2 separate regions of the Homo sapiens genome follow, and region 2 is linked to region 1. The links are chromatin loops, found by intact Hi-C in ENCODE. Cell type or tissue: PC-9. All regions are shown on one strand. Each heading gives the region's core, and the rest is flanking DNA. Links, peaks and the distances in the headings are about the cores only.

Evidence for each region. Peaks named below come from ENCODE experiments on the same cell type or tissue, not always from the same donor. Only the 100,000 strongest peaks of a DNase experiment are listed, where the experiment ranks them.
Region 2: it touches region 1 in a loop (15-fold over the local background); 2 of 110 quality-filtered maps call a loop at or near these places.

What each region holds. Positions count from the first base shown.
Region 1 is chr16:57,699,933-57,710,437 of GRCh38, forward strand. It overlaps DRC7 (dynein regulatory complex subunit 7), which reads left to right. Exons shown (of 19, transcript NM_001289162.2): 5 at 213-338; 6 at 2,004-2,198; 7 at 4,944-5,102; 8 at 7,528-7,746. Among named protein-coding and RNA genes, the nearest start is that of DRC7, 10 kb to the left of the region's middle. In PC-9, for the core only: no CTCF peak of the experiment used is centred there; no DNase peak of the experiment used is centred there.
Region 2 is chr16:57,758,022-57,765,766 of GRCh38, forward strand. KIFC3 (kinesin family member C3) reads right to left here. Exons shown (of 20, transcript NM_001130100.2): 11 at 7,438-7,619; 12 at 6,122-6,226; 13 at 4,119-4,249; 14 at 3,392-3,515; 15 at 3,021-3,150; 16 at 2,705-2,934; 17 at 2,261-2,395; 18 at 1,707-1,815; 19 at 1,104-1,132; 20 at 196-888. The coding sequence ends at 1,128. Among named protein-coding and RNA genes, the nearest start is that of MIR6772, 10 kb to the right of the region's middle. In PC-9, for the core only: no CTCF peak of the experiment used is centred there; DNase peaks (open chromatin) are centred at 6,430 and 6,984; H3K27ac peaks cover 545 bases.

The DNA.
Region 1 (10,505 bases), core at 1-2,500:
ATTGCCACTGCGCCACTGATGGCTGCCATGTGCCAGATCTGGGCATCACCTTCCCAGCCAAGGGCTGCTCTGCCACCCCAGGTCATGTGGGCCTGGCCTCCTGCATTTGCTCAGGCCTCTAGGGTCCCCCTGTGGATTCAAGGAAGGCCCCAAGCTTGATCTCACAAGTTCTTATTGCCTTGACCCCACTGGCACCATCTCTCTCCTTGCAGAAGTTCGTGAGCACAACCCTCCGGCCCACACTGATGCCCTACCCCGAGCTCTACAACTGGGACAGCTGTGCCCAGTTTGTCTCCGACTTCCTCACCATGGTGCCCCTGCCTGACCCTCTCAAGCCGGTAAGCACCACTCACAGGCTGCATGCCTGAGCCCACCAGGACTAAGATGGTGTGAGAAACAAACTCACCCATCCAAACCCAAAGAATGGACTTAGAGGCCGGGCGTGGTAGCTCATGCCTGTAATCCCAGCATTTTGGGAGGCCAAGGCGGGCAGATCACAAGGTCAGGAGTTTGAGACCAGCCTGACCAACATGGCGAAACCCCGTCTCTACTAAAAATACAAAAATTAGCAGGGCGTGGTGGCACATGCCTGTAATCCTAGCTACTGGGGAGGCTGAGGCAGGAGAATCGCTTGAACCTGGGAAGCGGAAGTTGCAGTGAGCCAAGATGGCACCACTGCACTCTAGCCTGAGTGATAAGAGCAAAACTCTCAAAAAACTCTCTCAAAAAAAAAAAAAAAAAAAAGAATGGACTTAGAGACCTGGAGAACAGCGAAAGTGAGACTTTTAATGATGGTCTTGCAAGATTGGGTGTCTGATAGGCAGACACACCCAGCATAGTTTTAACAAGCAGTTTATCCCCTAGTGCGCAGGTCCCTCCCCTGGTTCCTCACAGGCTGAGTACTATGGGGTCACAATCTTCCCAGACATCGCCTATTGATTGTTAGGCAGGGGCTTTAGGTGTTTTTTCTAGGGTTGTTTTGCAGCATTTTATTGCAACCCACAATGCATTGCAATCCTAGTTAGCTCAGGGGCTCTTTAAGTATTTGACTTATGACCTGAGTAGCTGGGCAGGCTGATAAGAACAGACAAAGCGAGCTATTTTGCAGACTAGTAAACTTTTATCTTAGGCTAAACTTTTTTGGTTTGAGTGAGGGCAACTAAGGCGGTAGGTAAGGGGGAGGAAGGAGAAGGCTGACAAACAGGCATTGGCTATTCAAGCAGGGGCCTAGTATATCCTGGGGTTTTTGTAGTTTGCTGACCTAAGCCTATTCAAGGCACTTTGCCTTGGAAACGGATCACTGTGTACATGATTTCCTTCAATGGGATGTCAGGCACGGTCTGGGAAAAGGAAGCTCAGCCAGGCTCAGGGTACAGCCTCTCAGGGCCCCTAAGGGCAAACAGGCCTAGAGAGAGACAGCCACTTGCCTGAGGACACACAGCAAGCCTGGGCTTCTGGTTCCCACCTCTTTTCTCCTTTGCATTCAGAGCTTCCCTGCCATGGCTTCAAGCGGTACAGGAAAGAGAGAGGGGAGGCCCGGCTGCCCGTGGCCCTAACCCCATCTTTGGGCTTCTGACCAAATTCGTCAGCTTCTCCTTCAGAATAGAGGGAGGGAGGAAGAAAGGGCAAGGTCAACAGTGGAGAACTGATAAAGGGAGGAGGAGGAAAGGTGGGTATCGAAGGAAGGGGGAGCATTGGAGCAAAACAGTAAACTTACCAGTCAGAGGGCATTAGATCAGACACTCCTACAGTCCAGAAGGTTTCCCCCTATCAGGAAGTCCATAGCCCCTTCAAATGACAGGCAAATGTGAATGGCATGGTGTCTGGTTGTCATTCCATTCTTAGCAGGCTCCCTGACCCCACAAGGGTTAGGGGCCCAAAGCAGGTCCAGCCTGTGCATTGGTCCTGGCTCCCCACCCTGACAGGTGGTGGGCTGTGACCGGTGGGGAGGACAGGCTGGGGCAGCGGGGCCCCAGCTGTGCTGACCGTCCCACTGTGACCAGCCCTCGCACCTGTACTCCTCGACCACTGTGCTCAAGTACCAGAAGGGGAACTGCTTTGACTTCAGTACGCTGCTCTGCTCCATGCTTATCGGCTCTGGCTATGATGCTTACTGCGTCAACGGCTACGGCTCGCTGGACCTGTGCCACATGGACCTGACGCGGGAGGTGTGCCCACTCACTGTGAAGCCCAAGGAGGTATGGTCGGGCTTGAGCTGCCCGGGTTTCCCAAAGGATGAACATTCCCGGTGCTGTCGTGCCATCCTTAGAGACGTCCATCACTGCCGCCTCATCCCCAGCCCTGGCCACGCGGACACAGATCCCTCACCACCAGCCCTTCCGCTGCCCTGGAGTTCATATTTCAAACCACCAGTGATTTATGTCCTCGGTGTCTTAACACATCCAGCCCAGTTTTCCAAGCTGGCTGTTCTTCTCTGTCTGTTGTAACTCAGTTTTCAGCTACTATGCTCCCTGCTTGGTAAATTTTATGAATGCCACATAGCTTATATCTTAAGTCAAACGATTCCAAATTTACCCTATGCATTTGATAAAAATCCAGCCAGCCATTTTTATATAAGAAAATAGGCCAGGTGCGGTGGCTCATGCCTGTAATCCCAGCACTTTGGGAGTCCAAGGCGAGCAAATCACTTGAGGTCAGGAGTTCGAGACCAGCCTGGCCAACATGGCGAAACCCTGTCTCTATCAAAAATACAAAAAAATTAGCCACGCATGGTGGCATGTGCCTGTAGTCCCAGTTACTCAGGAGGCTGAGACAGGAGAATCACTTGAAACCCGGGAGGCAAAGGCTGCAGTGAACTGAGATTGCGCCATTGCACTCCAGCCTGGGTGACAGAGCAAGACTCCATCTCAAAAAATAAATAAAAGAAATAAAAAATAACAGACAAGTGAACAGACATTTGGTTCTCAGTCCCACACTCCCGAGGTAAAAAGCCTGCTTTTTTTTTGAGACAGGGTCTCTTCCACTCTGTCACTCAAGCTGGAGTGCAGTGGCATGATCTCGGCCCACTGCAACCTCAACCTCCTGGACTCAAGCCGTCCTCCTGCCTCAGCCTCCCAAGTAGCTGAGACTACAGGCGAGTACCACCACGGCCAGCTAATTTTGTTTGTTTTTTATAGGTTCTCACTATGTTGTCCAGGCTGGTCGTGAACTCCTGGACTCAAGCAATCCTCCCGCCTCAGCCTTCCAAAGTGCTGGGATTATAGGCCTGAGCCACCGTGCCTGGCCCTCAAGGCCCCTTTTTAATAGCAAAAAAAAAAAAAAAAAAAAAAAAAATCACCAACTGTTCAGTGGCTGGTGGCTGTGTTTTTAGATCTGCTCATTAAGATCTCCATAAGGACCACAGGCTGCTACAGACACAAGAAATACTCTGGAATGAATATCAGAATCACAAATGCATCTCTTTACATTTAGAAAATAGTCATGCTACAGACAGAAAATGCTCTTCATGAGGTGGATTAATTCCAGGACTCTGGGATCAGGGTCAGGCTCCTGTGGGTGTCCGCAGCTTGGAGATGGGGATCCAGGGACCTGAGGCATCCAGCAGGATCACTGTGTACCTGGGTTATACCTGGGTGAGCACCCAGGGACCCCAGGGTGGGTGCTCTGGTGGGAGAAGGGCGAGACAGAAGGGGAAGCACAAGAAGAGCCTTGCTCTCTCAGGCCCACCTCCCCAAGAGAAGATGGAGCACGAGCTCCGCCATGGCTTTTGGCTTCAAAAGCCTCTGGCTGGGCACGGTGGCTCATTTTGGGAGGCTGTAATCTCAGCATTTTGGGAGGCTGAGGCAAGTGGACCACTTGAGCGCAGGAGTTCCAGACCAGCCTGGCCAACATGGCAAAACCCCGTCTCTACTAAAAATATAAAAATTAGCTGGGTGTGGTGGTGCATGCCTGTAAACCCAGCTACTCGGGAGGCTGAGCCAGGAGAATCGCTTGAACCTGCAAGGTGGAGGTTGCAGTGAGCTGAGATCGCACCATTGCACTCCAGCCTGGGCAACAGAGGGATACTCTGGCTCCAAAAAAAAAAAAAAAAAAAAAAAGCCTCTGAGCTCCCACCCGGGCATCTCAGCTCTCAGCTCAGCCAAAAGCTTAATGATTAACATTATATCAATAACAAACAGATGCAGAGAACTTTCGGGTTTAAAATCCGCTTTCATGTCCATTGTGCTTGTTGCTCCCCACGATGGCCCAGTGTGGTAGATATTGTCACTTTTATGTTACAGATGAGTATGTTGATGAAATCAAAAGGTAACATAATGTGGCCAAAGTCACACAGCAGGAAAATGGAGACTCAGGGAACTTGAAACGCTGGAGATTCACTATTTCTCCTTCATGACTATCACAGGCCCACCTCTGCAGCCTCTGCAGTGCTCTTTCCTGGGAATACTTCTTGCCACTTAGCACACATTTGTAGACACGCAAGCGTACACACACACACACACACACACACACACACGGTTTCTTCTCCTTCCTGGCCCAGCAAACTGTTAAAGTCAACATATGAGGCCCTCCGATGACAAGATCTGAAAAATCCAACTCCTGACAATTCTCCCCACTTCTGGATCAGACCCAGGTCATGGCTAGGATGGGTGGTGAGGATTGAAGAGGAGAAAGCCACACCTCCTGAGCTCCTGGCCCTGACAGGTACCTCCCTCGGGCATTTTTTCTGTCTTTACTTCTCAGAAAGAGGCTGGGGAGAAAGTTCCTATTATTCTCACACCATGAACCTGAGATTCAGAGAAGTGAGAGGACCTCCCAAGGTCATGGAGCTGGAGCTGCATTTAGAGCCAGAAAGGCCACAGGCTACAGGAGTAGCTGCCATCCCCCGGTCTGAGGGACTGGCTGGGCGGGTCTCACCTCTTGGAGTTGCACATGTAAAGGGGGGATGCAGGGCCACTGACCCTTCCTCTTCTTTTGGGTGACAGACCATCAAGAAGGAGGAAAAGGTGCTGCCTAAGAAGTATACCATCAAACCCCCCAGGGACCTGTGCAGCAGGTTTGAGCAGGAGCAAGAGGTGAAGAAGCAGCAGGAGATCAGAGCCCAGGAGAAGAAGCGGCTGAGGGAGGAGGAGGAGCGCCTCATGGTGGGTCCTCAGCCCTGAATCCCCTGGGCTCAGCTATCGAGAAAGGACTGCTAGGGATGGGAAAAGAGGCATAGGTCATGGAGGGGATGTGTGTATGGACCCCCCAACTAGGTCCACCTCACAATCACCCCCAACCTCTACCTGGCCCTGCAGGAATCTCCCACTGGTGGTCAGCCAGCTTCTCATGATGGACTCCTAACATCAGGGCACTGTACTGCCTGGGGCAGCCCATTCTATGCTAGGCAGCTCTGGTGTCCTCTTTGCTCTAGACTCTTACTGGGGATATACCTGCATACACCCTCCCATCCATTCATCCTCCCATCTCTCCTCCCATCCATCCTCCCATCTCCCCTCCCATCCATCCTCCCATTCGCCAATCCATCCATCCATCCATCCTCCCATCCATCCTCTGATCTCTCCTCCCATTCATCCTCCCATCTGTCCATCTCCCATCCATCCATCCTCCTACCCAACCTTCCATCCATCCATCCTCCCATCCACCCATCCTCCCATCCATCTGTCCTCCCACCCACCTCCCATCCATCCATCCTCCCAACCATCCATTCTCCCATCTCTCCTCCCATCCATCCTTCCATCCATCCATCCTCCCACCCATCCTCCCATCCATCCATCTTCCCATCCATCCATCCATCCTCCCATTTATCCTCCCATCCATCATCCTCCCATCCATCCATCCTCCCATCCACCCTCTGATCTCTCCTCCCATCCATCCTCCCATCCATCCATCCTCCCATCCATCCATCCTCCCATTTCTCCTCCCATCCATCCTCCCATCCATCCATCCTCCCATCTATCCACCCTCCTACCCACTTATTCTCCCATCCATCCATCATCCCACTCATCCTCCCATCCATCCATCCATTCTCCCATCCATCCTCTCATCCATCCATCCTCCCATCCATCCTTCCATCCATCCATCCTCCCACCATCCTCCCATCCATCCATCCTCCCACCATCCTCCCATCCATCCATCCTCCCATCCACCCATCCTCCCATCCATCCATCCTCCCATTTTGCCTCCCATCCATCCATCCTCCCATCCATCCATCCTCTCATCCATGCTTCCATCCATCCATTCTCCCATCTTCCCATCCACCCATCTTCCCATCCACCCATCCTCCCATCCTCTCATCCATCTATCCTCCCATCCACCCATCCTCCCATCCATCCATCCTCCCACCCACCCTCCCATCCGTCCATCCTCCCAACTATCCATCCTCCCATCCATTCTCCCATCCATCCTCCCACCATCCTCTGATCCAGCCATCCTTCCTTCCATTTCTCCTCCAACCCATCCTCCCATCTGTCCATCCTCCCATCCATCCACCCTCCTACCCACTGTTCTCCCATCCATCCATTGTCCCACTCATCCTCCCATCCATCCATCCTCCCATTTCTCCTCCCATCCATCCATCCTCCCATCCATCCGTCCTCTCATCCATGCTTCCATCCATCCATCCTCCCACCCTCCCATCCACCCATCCACCCATCCTCCCATCCTCCCATCCATCCATCCTCCCATCCACCCATCCTCCCATCCGTCCATCCTCCCACCCACCCCCCCATCCGTCCATCCTCCCATCCATTCTCCCATCCATCCTCTCACCATCCTCCGATCCATCCATCCTTCCTTCCATTTCTCCTCCAACCCATCCTCCCATCCGTCCATCCTCCCATCCATCCACCCTCCTACCCACTGTTCTCCCATCCATCCATTGTCTCACTCATCCTCCCATCCATCCATCCTCCCATCCACCCATCCTCCCATCCATCCATCCTCCCATCCACCCATCCTCCCATCCATCCATCCTCCCCTCTCTCCTCCCATGCATCCTCCTATCCATTTTTCCTGCCATCAGTCCTCTCATCCATCCTGCCAGCCATCCTCCTACCCATCTCCCATCTCTTCTTCCAACTCCACACTCCTATCCTTCCTCCAATCCTCTTTCCCCACTCCCTTCTTTCCTTTCCTTCCATAGAGTATTCCTTGAGCTTCTTTTCTGGTCCAGACCTATTTATACATAACAATGAACAACAAGACAGTCACAGTTCTCTCAGAGGGAGGCAGATAAGAAAGGTACTTGGTCTCCCATTTCCTTTCTGTGGATGAAACCTCACCCAAAGTCATAACATATAAAGCCGGTAACCCCCAGATGCCCAGTGCCCCAAAGAGTCCGATTTGTAAACCACAGATCTAGTCAGACTCTCCCATTGTTTTGATTTTACAAATGGGCTCAGTGGTTGGGTGATGGGAGGGGAGATGGGCCGTCACACTCCGGTTGATGGTGCAGTCTACATCAGAACTCAGCTCTCCTGCTGGTTCCCCAGCCCCAGGGAGATGTCTGGGCCCCTGACACTCCTCTTCCAGCCATCTGACTCGTAGTCACCCACCTTTCCTTGGCAGGAAGCGGAGAAGGCAAAGCCGGATGCCCTGCACGGCCTGCGGGTGCACTCCTGGGTCCTTGTGCTATCGGGGAAGCGCGAGGTGCCTGAGAACTTCTTCATCGACCCATTCACAGGACATAGCTACAGCACCCAGGATGAGCACTTCCTGGGCATCGAAAGCCTGTGGAACCACAAGAACTACTGGATCAACATGCAGGATTGCTGGAACTGCTGCAAGGTGCCTAGGGAGGGGGAGCTGGGTGGGTGTGGCAGGCACAGTGCAGGTGATAGGAATAGAGGGAAGCAATGGCAGCCAGACCTTGGGGAGAGCGAGACACCAGGCCACGAGGGCTTTGAACCTTCTCCATAGCTGCGTCTCCATGGCCCACTCCCTTGCCCATGAATAACCATTCTGATACGATTATTGTCTCTCCTGATTTGTGTATCCTTCTAAAGTGTGGATTGTTTGAATGCATTTTTTAAAAACTCTATATTGAAGTGTAACCTACATGCAGAAAAGTACACTCATCCCATGCATACATACAGTTCAGTGAAATCCCACAAATTTAACACACCTTGGTTTCCTACACCCAGACCAAGAAATAGAATATTGCCCAAACCCCACAAAGTCCCTTTGCACAATTACTATCTTCCTCCAAATGTATTTTTAACTCACGTATGTGGCACTGGTACACACACGCGCCTACAAGAGGGTACAGAGGAGGTCACAATCCTAAGTGTACATACCATTGAATTATCACACACTGAACACACCTGTGTAGCCAGGACCATTAGAAGCCCCCTCATGTCTCCTCCTGGCCACCAACCCTACCATCGTCCCCAGAGTTAAGCACTATCTTGACTTCTAACGACATCCATTAGTTTCATCTGTTTTTGGAGTTTACATCAGTTGAATCACACAGTGATTCAATACTCTTACTCTTGGATTCCTTCACTCATTATGTTTATGAAATTCATTGTGGTTTTTTGTGTGGTTTGTTCATTTTCATTTTTTATTACTTTCCATTATTTGAATACACCAGAACTTATTTGTCCTTTCTACAGTTGCACATTGAGACTGTGTCCAGTTTGGGACTATTTTGAATAATGCCGCCATGAATATTTGTATACATATATTTCAGTGAACACATACACACATTTCTGTTGGGTAACTACTGAGGGGTGGAATCGCTGAGTCACAGGGTGGGCACATACTCAGTTTTAGTAGATACTGCCCGATTTCTCAAGTGATTGCATCCATTTACACTCCCACCAGCAATGTATGAGGGTTCTCAGAGCTCCATCCACATCCTTGCCAATACTGGATACTTTCTTTTCCATTTTAGCTATTGTAGTGGACATGTAATGGTATTGCACTGTGGTTTTATTTAATGCAATTGATTTTTGGCTGAGTGTGGGGGCTCACACCTGTAATCCCAGCACTTTGGGAGGCTGAGGAGGGTGGATCATTTGAAGTCAGGAATTCAAGACCAGCCTGGCCAACATGGTGAAACCCCGTCTCTACTAAAAATACAAAAAATAGCCAAGTGTGGTGGTGGGCACCTGTAATCCCAGCTACTTGGGAGGCTGAGGCAGAAGAATTGCTTGAATCTGGGAGGCGGAGGTTGTAGTGAGCCTATATTGCGTCACTGCACTCCAGCCTGGGCGACAAAGCAAGACTCTGTCTCAAAAAAAAAAAAAAAAAGCAATTGCTTTTTGCAAACTGTTCACATATCCAGTAAGTTTTAAACCTGCTTATTCATTTTAAAAATTAATCTGTAAAGACTTTGGGGTTTTCTGCATATACAATCAGTTCTATAGCTGAATGATGGCCGTTTTGTTTCTTCATTTTTAATCCTTATACTTTTTCATTTCTTTTTCTTGTTTTATTTCTCTGGTTAGTACATCCAGTATAATGTCAAATTGAAGTGGGGATTCTGAACATCCTTGTCTCAGTCCTGATTCACAAGTAACGCCTTAGTATCATAACATTTCACTATTTGTGTGATGTTTATCTTGACTGTAGGGTTTTTATAGCTAGCTACCCTTTATTTAACTAAGGGATTTCTTTCTCAGTTCACTAGCAGGTTTTTTTTTAATCAAACAAAATTTGTTTATATCAAATGTTTTTTTCATCTATTAAATGATCATAATTTTTTCTTCTATTAAGTGGTAAATTAGACTGATTGTGTTCCCCCCTTTTTAAAATTGAGGTGTAATTGACATAACATAAATCCACTAAAGTGCACAAGTTAGTGGCTTTTAGTATATTTACAAGATTGTGCAACTATCACCACTATCTAATTCCAGAATTTTTTCATCACCCCAAAAGAAGATTTTTATTTTTGAGACAGGGTCTTCCTTTGTTGACCAGGCTGGAGTGCAGTGATGCAATCACGGCTCACTGCAACCTCTGGACTCAAGCAATTCTTCCACCTCAGCCTCCCGAGTAGCTGGGACTACAGACTGCAGGCATGTGCCACTATGCCCAGCTAATTTTTGTATTTTTTATAGAGACAAAAAATGGGTTTTGCAATGTTGCCCAGGTTGGTCTCAAGCAAGCCACCCACCTTGGCCTCCAAAAGTGCTGGGATTACAGGCTTGAACCACTGTCCCGGGCCCCAAAAAGAAGATTGTGGTTGAGATTATACTGGATCCATAGATCAATTGAGAGAGAACCGTTTTCTTAACAATATTGAATTTTTCACCCATGAACCATGGTATCTCTCTTCAGTTATTTAAGTCTTTTAAAATTTCTATCAGCAACATTTTGTAGGTTTCAGTGTACAGTTCTTGCACATCTTTTGTCAGATTTATTCCTAAATATTTCGCTTTTTGATGCTATGATTTTTTTAAATTTCACCTTCTGACTATTCTTTGTTAGTGAATAGAAATGCAGTTGATTTTTACATATTGATCTTCTATCCTGAAATCTTCCCAAATTCACTTATTTGCCCTAATAGCCTTTGCGTGGATTCCATCAATGTTTATACAGAT
Region 2 (7,745 bases), core at 5,246-7,745, 63 kb after region 1:
AAAGTGACCCAGGGTGGGACAGCGCAGGCTCCCCCCAGTTGTTTGTTAAGGACGCATGTCCCTAACTGACCTAGAGGACAGATCCCAGAGGGCTGTGGGGTGACCAGCCAGCGGGGGAGTCCACAAGACCTGCCAGTGCCCCGTCCCCCTAATCAGACCAAGAGGGGCTCACAGACCAACTTTTTCAGACCATACTTGTGTAAAAAGGCTTCTTTTATTTTAATAAGTAAAAATGGCTAAGCTTCCAAAAGTTCTTAAATAGGATTTCAGAGGGAAGAAAATTCGAGAGACCAGCGAGCCAGGCAGGTGAGCGAGCAGCAGAATCCCCCACCCGCTGGCTGCCTCTGCCAGCCATAAACACAGCACGGCCCCGTGGCGGGAGGCCATGCGCCTCCGCACACCCCCCAGCTGCGGGAACCCTCCTTGAAGGAGAGGGGCGGGGAGGGCTGCCATTGGTGCCACCAACCCACCCCAGTCCCCATGGTTCTTGGGTCTGCCCAGAGGCTCCTCGCCCACCCCCTAAGGAGGGGGCTGGCCAGCTCTGCAAGCTGAGGAGAGGGGCCGAGAAAGCCTGGGTGAGAGGCCCACCCTCCTCCACACTCCCGCCCTCCTCACGGGGCCCAGTTCGCTGATGGCCCAGGCCTGCCAGGAAGAGCAGCCACCCCCGCCTTTCCGCCCATGCAATTTGCACTCAGAGCCACAGCCGAGAGACACCGTTTCCTTCTGAACATGTTTCTCATCTTTGAGGGGAGACGGGGCAGAAGAAGAGCCTCCACTCTCGCCTCTACCTCCGGGGGTCCTGGCGCTGCAGCAGGGACAGGCCAGTGAGGGCCCAGCTTCAGGCCCAGCGGGGTCACATCCGTCACACAGGCAGTGGCCGCGACTTCCCTGCAGGGGCATGAGATCATCAGCCTCTTGTCCACTTGCCCACCGGCAGCCCACAGCAGTTGCCACCGAGAGCAGGAGGGAACCCAGCAAAAGCACATAGACAAGCGACAGCAGGGGCTAGACCCAGCTCTGAACAGCAGAACGTCCCAGCGCAGCCCTGCAACCCACTGCGGGCAGGCAGGCGGGCAGCCCTGGGCCACAGGCCCCACACTCACCTAGAGACTCTGCAGCCCCAGCCGTCAGGCTGAAATCAAAGTGACAGGCGTCTCACTGGTGGGCTTGCCTTGGGCCAGTACCCCACAAGACCCTGCTGCTGCTACCCCTTTGGACTCAAGGATGGGCCAGGCCCTCCCATGATCTGGGCTAAACAGGGGCTGGAGCCCTGGGTCCCGGTCCTGTGGCGGGGCTCACTCCTCACCTAGGAGGTAGGCAAGCCCGGCCCTTTCTACCCCCGGGGCAGCTGAGGCACAGGGAGGGGGCTGCAGGGGCTGCTCTGGAGGGGGCTTACTGCACAGGCTCAGCCAGCCCATGCTCAGAGAGCAGGGTCCCAGGGTAGAGTCAGCACCCCCGGCTGAGAGGCTGGGGTCTCCTTACACTGCCCCCTTCCCACAGACCTTCCATTTCCCACCTGCAGAACGGACACAGCACTGTCTGCCCTGACTACTGCCTGGGGGCAGGGGAGGTTGTAAAACAGGTTCTGGAGAAGGTGTAAGAACTTTTTAAAAAGGAAAGAAAAGAGAAAGCCCATCCAGGTAAGGGCAGCCTGGTGACTATTACCCTGGGGAGACTCCCCACCCACACTGCCACTCCAGGCTCACCCGAGGGCTGCAGCTTCCTCCGGATGGATCCAGGGCGGCTACTGGTCCCAGAGCTGGGGGCTGAGTGGGCCCGTGCCGAGGGCTGTGGCGTCTGACAAGCCGGCTCCCACTGTGAGCAGGGAAGGGCGGATGGGCGGGGGCCACGGCTGCCCTGGCTCCCCACCCTGCTGTGCTTCTCTCTACTCCCCTGCCCTGCCTCCTAACACCCAGTTTCCTCATCTGCAAAATGGGCATGATGTTTGTGCCCCAGCCTCAGTTATGGCAAGAATTAAATGAGATAATTCATGTAAAGAAGTCAACTAGTTACCACTGAGCATCTACTATGTGCCACCCCCACGGCCAGCTCGTCACCCCACAGGAACCTCCGAGGCCAAGAAGAAATACCTGTACTGAAGAGGCTGCTGGCTGTGGGTTCCAGCCGTAGCTCCACCCAACTCCGGCAGCTTCCCTGCCCCCACTGCTTCAGGACGTCCCCGCCCAGCTCCCTGCTCCTGCCATGACCCAAAGTCTCTGACCCAGGGCCACCTGAGCCAGGCCTGTGACAGTCCCCGTACCTCTAGATGCTCCTGGCTTGACCAGGACCCAAGCTCTGCCCTGCGTAGCCCAGGCCCCAGCTCCACAGAGCGCACCCTCTCAGCAAACTTGAGGGAATAGAGCGTCTCGCTAGTGTTCTTCTCCACGGGGGACACCTAGGGGACACGAGAGCTCACTGCCCACCCGGGCCAGCTGGAGGGGCAACAGGGTCACGAGAGGGAGCTCACAGCTGGGGCCGTCAGAAGGCTTCCTGGAGAGGCCTGAGGGATGGGGTGGGAGGGCAGGCAACATGGCAGAGGTGCTGTGGTCAAAGGTGGAGAGGAGGGACTGGGAGTTACACAGGGTGTGTGTGGCCAGGTCTAGGGGCGGGGAGGTCCATTTGCACAGCCTGGGGTGACTGGGTCTCACTGCTAGCGTAGCCCCTACATGCTAGGGACTGGCCCGCCCTAACCCAAGGTCCTCACCTGTACCACCATGAGGGTCTTGCTGTCACCACTAAGCGAATCCTGCAGCAGGTAGGTGAGCTTGGAGTTGCGGAAGGGCACGTGGCCCTGGCGGGAGCGCAGGGCAGCAATGACGTCCCCCAGAGCCGACAGCGACTTGTTGATGTGCTGCGCCTCCCGCAGGCGGCTGCCCTCGGCCCCCGACTTGCCCACGCGCTCCGAGCCAGCCAAGTCCACCAGGTTCAGCTTCCCTGCAGGGAAGGCACCCACCAGATCAGGCCTGCCCTGCCCCTTGGGGTTGTGGGGATCCTCAGGCCAGGCTGCCTGCCACTCTCACCCGTGGTGCGGAGGCCTGTGCTGCAGTCCACGCCTCGCACCGTCACGATGAGCAGCGCGTGCGAGCGGGAGCTGTGCTCGTTCAGGTTGGTGAACTCGGTCGTGCGATTAGTGTGGCCAAACTCAAACACCTGGGGGATTGGGAGGAGGGCAGAGGCACAGCGTTGAGAATGGGGTCCTCAGAGTCACCTGGCCCCAAGCACCCATGAGGAGTGGCACCACCCTCCGCAGTTTAGATGAGGAAACTGAGGCTCAGAGAGGCGTGCGGACTTGCCCAAGGGTGCGTGCTTAGGACACAGCAGAGCCTACATTCAAACCCAGTTGTGTCCTCTAGAGCAGTGTGGCTGTGGTCAGGGGCTCCCGCCTCCACACCTTGTTGATGTCGTCCACGCTCTGCACTTGGAACTCAGTCAGCCCTGGTACATACAGCTGCCCACTGCCGTCTGGGCACAGCCGGATCTCCAGTTTTTCCTGAGGCTCTTTCCCTAGCAGGTCCCTGGAGGGGCAGGTGAGACAGTCACCCCCTCCTCCCATTTCCAGCTGCTGTTTGCACTGCACCCAGCCCCCCAGCCAGGAATGTTCCCCCAACCCAGGAAGCCTTCTCCAGCCATCAGCTGAGTGCATCTCTCCTCCTCCAGCTCCTCCACCGCATTCAGCTGAAGACGTGGAGATCTCACTCCACAATACAATGAGCCCCTGTTGGCAGGGCCCCTAGCTGCCCACTCTCACCCATGGCCACCTGGTGTAGCCCACAGGTAGGGGCAAGGATTGCCTGGGTCTCAGAGAGAGCCCCTCCTCCCCCCAGAACCATCCAACCCACTGGGCTGAGTCAGGACTTGCAGCCAGGTCCCTTGACGGCCTCATCTGGTCCCTACACTCCCTTCACCTTGACGGCCTCATCTGGTCCCTACACTCCCTTCAGGAAGACCCCACTTCCTATCCCCCATTGCTCCAGCACCACCCCTGAGGATCCCAAAGCTGCCCCTGAGGCCTGCTCCCCACATACTGGGGGTCCCACCTGAGGACCTCGTTCCAGCACCACCCCGGAGGACCCCAAAGCTGCCCCTGAGGCCTGCTCCGCACACCCTGGGGCTCCCACCTGAGGACCTCATTGTAGATCTCCGCAGCGCTGACGGTGATGGTGTACTCCCAGTCAGACGCCTTCTCCTGCACCTCGGAGAAGAGCAGCTGCAGGGCCCGCTGGTTGATACCTGGGTTCTCAGCGGTCCCCTGGGGACAGAAGGAAAGGCCCCAGTAAGCCAGGCCTGTCCCCAAAGACGCTCGTGTGGTGTCTGTCCCCAAAGCCCCTTGACTACCCCTCACAAGCAAGCCTCCTTGCCCAAAGCTCTTACCTACCTGCCACTGTCCCCCAAAATGCCCTCCACCAGCTGCGGGCAACTGCACCTCTATTTCCCCACCATTAAAATGGCATCGCCCTGCCAGGACTACCCTGAGACTTATAGTGCAGCACTGGGATGAGGGGCCTGGCCCAGACCCCACACAGGGCAGCTGAGGGCCAGATGCATGCCTGGCCCTGTGGGGCCACCTGGGAGGGGCACTGGAAATGAATGACCCCGCCACTGCCCAGAAAGGCGCTCAGTCTCAGGGAGGCTGAGACCTGGGCTCTGTGGGTGGTAGAGAGGAGGCACAAGGAGGAGCGGGCCAGTGTCCTGGGGAAGGACGGGTGGGCCGGCCTTTCTAGAAGGAAACCTGGAGTCCCCACCCGGGACCTCGAGGCCCTGGGAGCCTGGCCCTCACCCCTCTTCTGATAGCACCTCTCACTCACTCTCTATTCCGGCCACAGGGGCCTCCTGGCTGGGCCTCAGGTGCCCCTGGCATGCTCTGGCCTCTTGGCCTCAGCCCTGCAGCTCCCTCTGCCCCGGGTACTCCTCTGACCGCCCCTTGGCCGGCTCCGTCATCTCCCTCAGGGAGGCTGCTCCCAAGATGCCCCCTCAGGGAGGCTGCTCCTTCGCCCAGCACCCCCAAATGCCCTGTCCCTCCCCCTAGTCAGTTCCGCATTCCTGGCTTTATTTTTCTCCCTGGCCTGACAGGACACTTGCTGATTTGTGTAGACCCTGCTGTCTCCCCACAGCCAGGTTGGCCCTGTGGGGAGGGCCCTCTGTGGGGGCAGGGACTGTTTGGGTCACAGCTGTGCCTGGCACGATGCCTGATACACCTTATGCATCAGCAGATACACTTGAGGATGAACGCTCTGATGTTCCTGGTGGTCACCTCAACACTAAGCAATCCCAAAGCAGAGCGGGGAGCCCAGAGGATGCCGCACACATCCCCTTCCTCCTCCTGCCTGGCCTGGCCTGCCCCCACTAACTAGTCTCACCAGTCCCAGAATCGAGGGAACAGCAGAGTCCAGATGGGAAATAAGAGGGCCGCCCAGCAGGCCTGGCTAGCCCCTTCCCCTGTCCAGACGCCACACCACCTGGCCTCCTCCTGACCTAGGGAATCAATCCCACAGCACCCCTCAGAGCCAGGGCTAGCTTTCCACTGCCCTCTGCCCACAGTCAAGATCCTTCCTAGTCTCAACGCCCCTCTCCCTGGCCTGCCACCTGCTCCACCACACCTGGGAGGGTGCCGGTGACGAGCAGGGAGAGGAAGCCTTGGCCTGGCCCCAGGGACCACCGGCAAGAGCTGGGCTCCCCACAACAGCCTTCATATGCCAGTCTTGCCCTGGGATCTCCTTGAGGACTGAGACCCGCCACTCATCCCAGATCCCCCAGGCCCGGCCCAAGGCAGCGGTAAAGCAGGAGTGTGCAGTGCACACTCAAGGTGAAATGCAGCCCTGGTCCTGAGAGAGGTCGGTGGCCTGCCCCAGACTCTGTCCCCAAGCCGAGATCCCTGTGATGATAGTCCCCCCTTGCCTCTCTCCCAGTCCTGCTGGGCCCATTGTGGGTGCCCTTGGGCAAGGGGGCCCCCTCTTAAGGCCTGGTGCCTCAGGGCTAACACAGATAACTACAGCCTCTGCTCCTGGGTTGTGAGGACCAAATGAGGCAAAACACACACTGCACAATACCCCAAGACCAATGAGGGAGCCCGCATTCCCTTCATGCTTCACTGTGAACCCCCACCCCATTGGGCAGCACCCACCTCCATCGTGTACGTCTTGCCGGCGCCCGTCTGGCCGTACGCAAAGATGCAGACATTGAAGCCATCAATGCAAGAGGTGACCAGGGCCTGCACCTCCTGGAACACCTGGGAGGGTGGTGGGAGGGAGGCTGGTGGGGGGGCTTCCAGGGCCGCTGGGACCACCAGCTACAAGTCCAGCCACCTCCCCAACCATGCTGTCCTTCAGCAACACCACATCACGTGTTACTGCAGTCACTCAGCTCACAATGATTCGTGACTCATGAGTCATACATTAGACAGTAGTGGGCAACCGGGCCGCCCAAAGACTGCAGGGAAGACAGGCCAGTGCCTGCTGCCCTTCCCCCAGCTCCTCCTGCTCTCTCTCAAAGAGTGCTCAGCACAAGGAAGGTGGAGGCCAGCACATGCCTGGGGCCTCTCTGGCCTGGGCCTGCCTGCCAGCCATCAGAGGATGGGGGCAAAGATAGAACCAGACATGAGAACAGGAGGGCACAGGCCTGGCAGGGCTGGCAGGTTGGTCTGGGCAGAGATAAGGGAAGAGTGGACACTGAGAACACATGGTTCTCATACAGCCTCAGGGGGTTGGGGGATTCCTAGGAAGGCCCAGGGGACTGATACAGGAGGGTATTCCCGGATGGGGAAGATGGGCAGGGTCATGAAGATGGATGGGGCCATGTGGGTGGCCATGGGGGTGGGAGGGGCTGTGATGGTGGGAGGGGCCTGAAAGTGGGTGAGGCCACATGGTGGGAAGATGGGAGGGGCCTGAGGGTGGGTGGGGCCATGCAGATGGGAGGAGCCACAGCATGAGGGTGGGATGGGCTGTGATGGTAGGAGGGGCCTTGGGAGTGGGCAGGGCCATGCAGTGGAAGGGGCCACCTGAATGGGAGGACCCAAAGCCATGGTGGTGGGAGGGGCTGTGGGTGAGGCCATGTGGTGGAAGGGGCTGTGGATATAGGAGGGGCCACATGGTGGGAGGAGCCACAGCTGAGAGAATGGAATGAGTTACGATAGTGGGAAGGGCCTCAAGGGTGGGCGGGGCCACACGGTAGAAGGGGCCTTGGGGACGGGAGGAACCACAGCCATGGGAGGGGATGGGCTGTGTCTGGATCTCTCCTTCCTAAGGAGGCTTTCAAGGGCTTCAGTCTTAACTTCCCACCCTCTTCTGTCCTCCAGAGGAAGGAGCAGGACCCTGGCTCCCCACTTCTGATTCCTGCACCCCCCACTCTTAACGCTTCTTCCTGCCCAGCGCCCCCGCTCCCTGTGAGTCCATCTTTCCCTCTCTCCCTTGCTTTCCCTTTCCCGCATGGGGCCACACTCACGTCCTGCTGCGAGGCCTGTGGGGAGAAGACCTTGTCCAGCTCGAAGGACACAGGCTTGCCCTTGTGCAGCAGGTGGATGATGGAGTCGTCGTCGGCATCGAAAGTCACAGCATTGGTGGCCTCAGGTCCTTCCCCATCCTCTTTGGTGACTGGCCGGACACGAGCAATCACTCGGATGTTCCCTGGATTGGTTGGGGATGGGGAAATGGGTCCAGGCCATGTCAAGACCAGTCTCCATTCTGGTCCACTGGTGTCCCAGGCAGACTAGTTGACCTAGGAGTCCCCTGACTTTTAAGCACAGCCCCCTA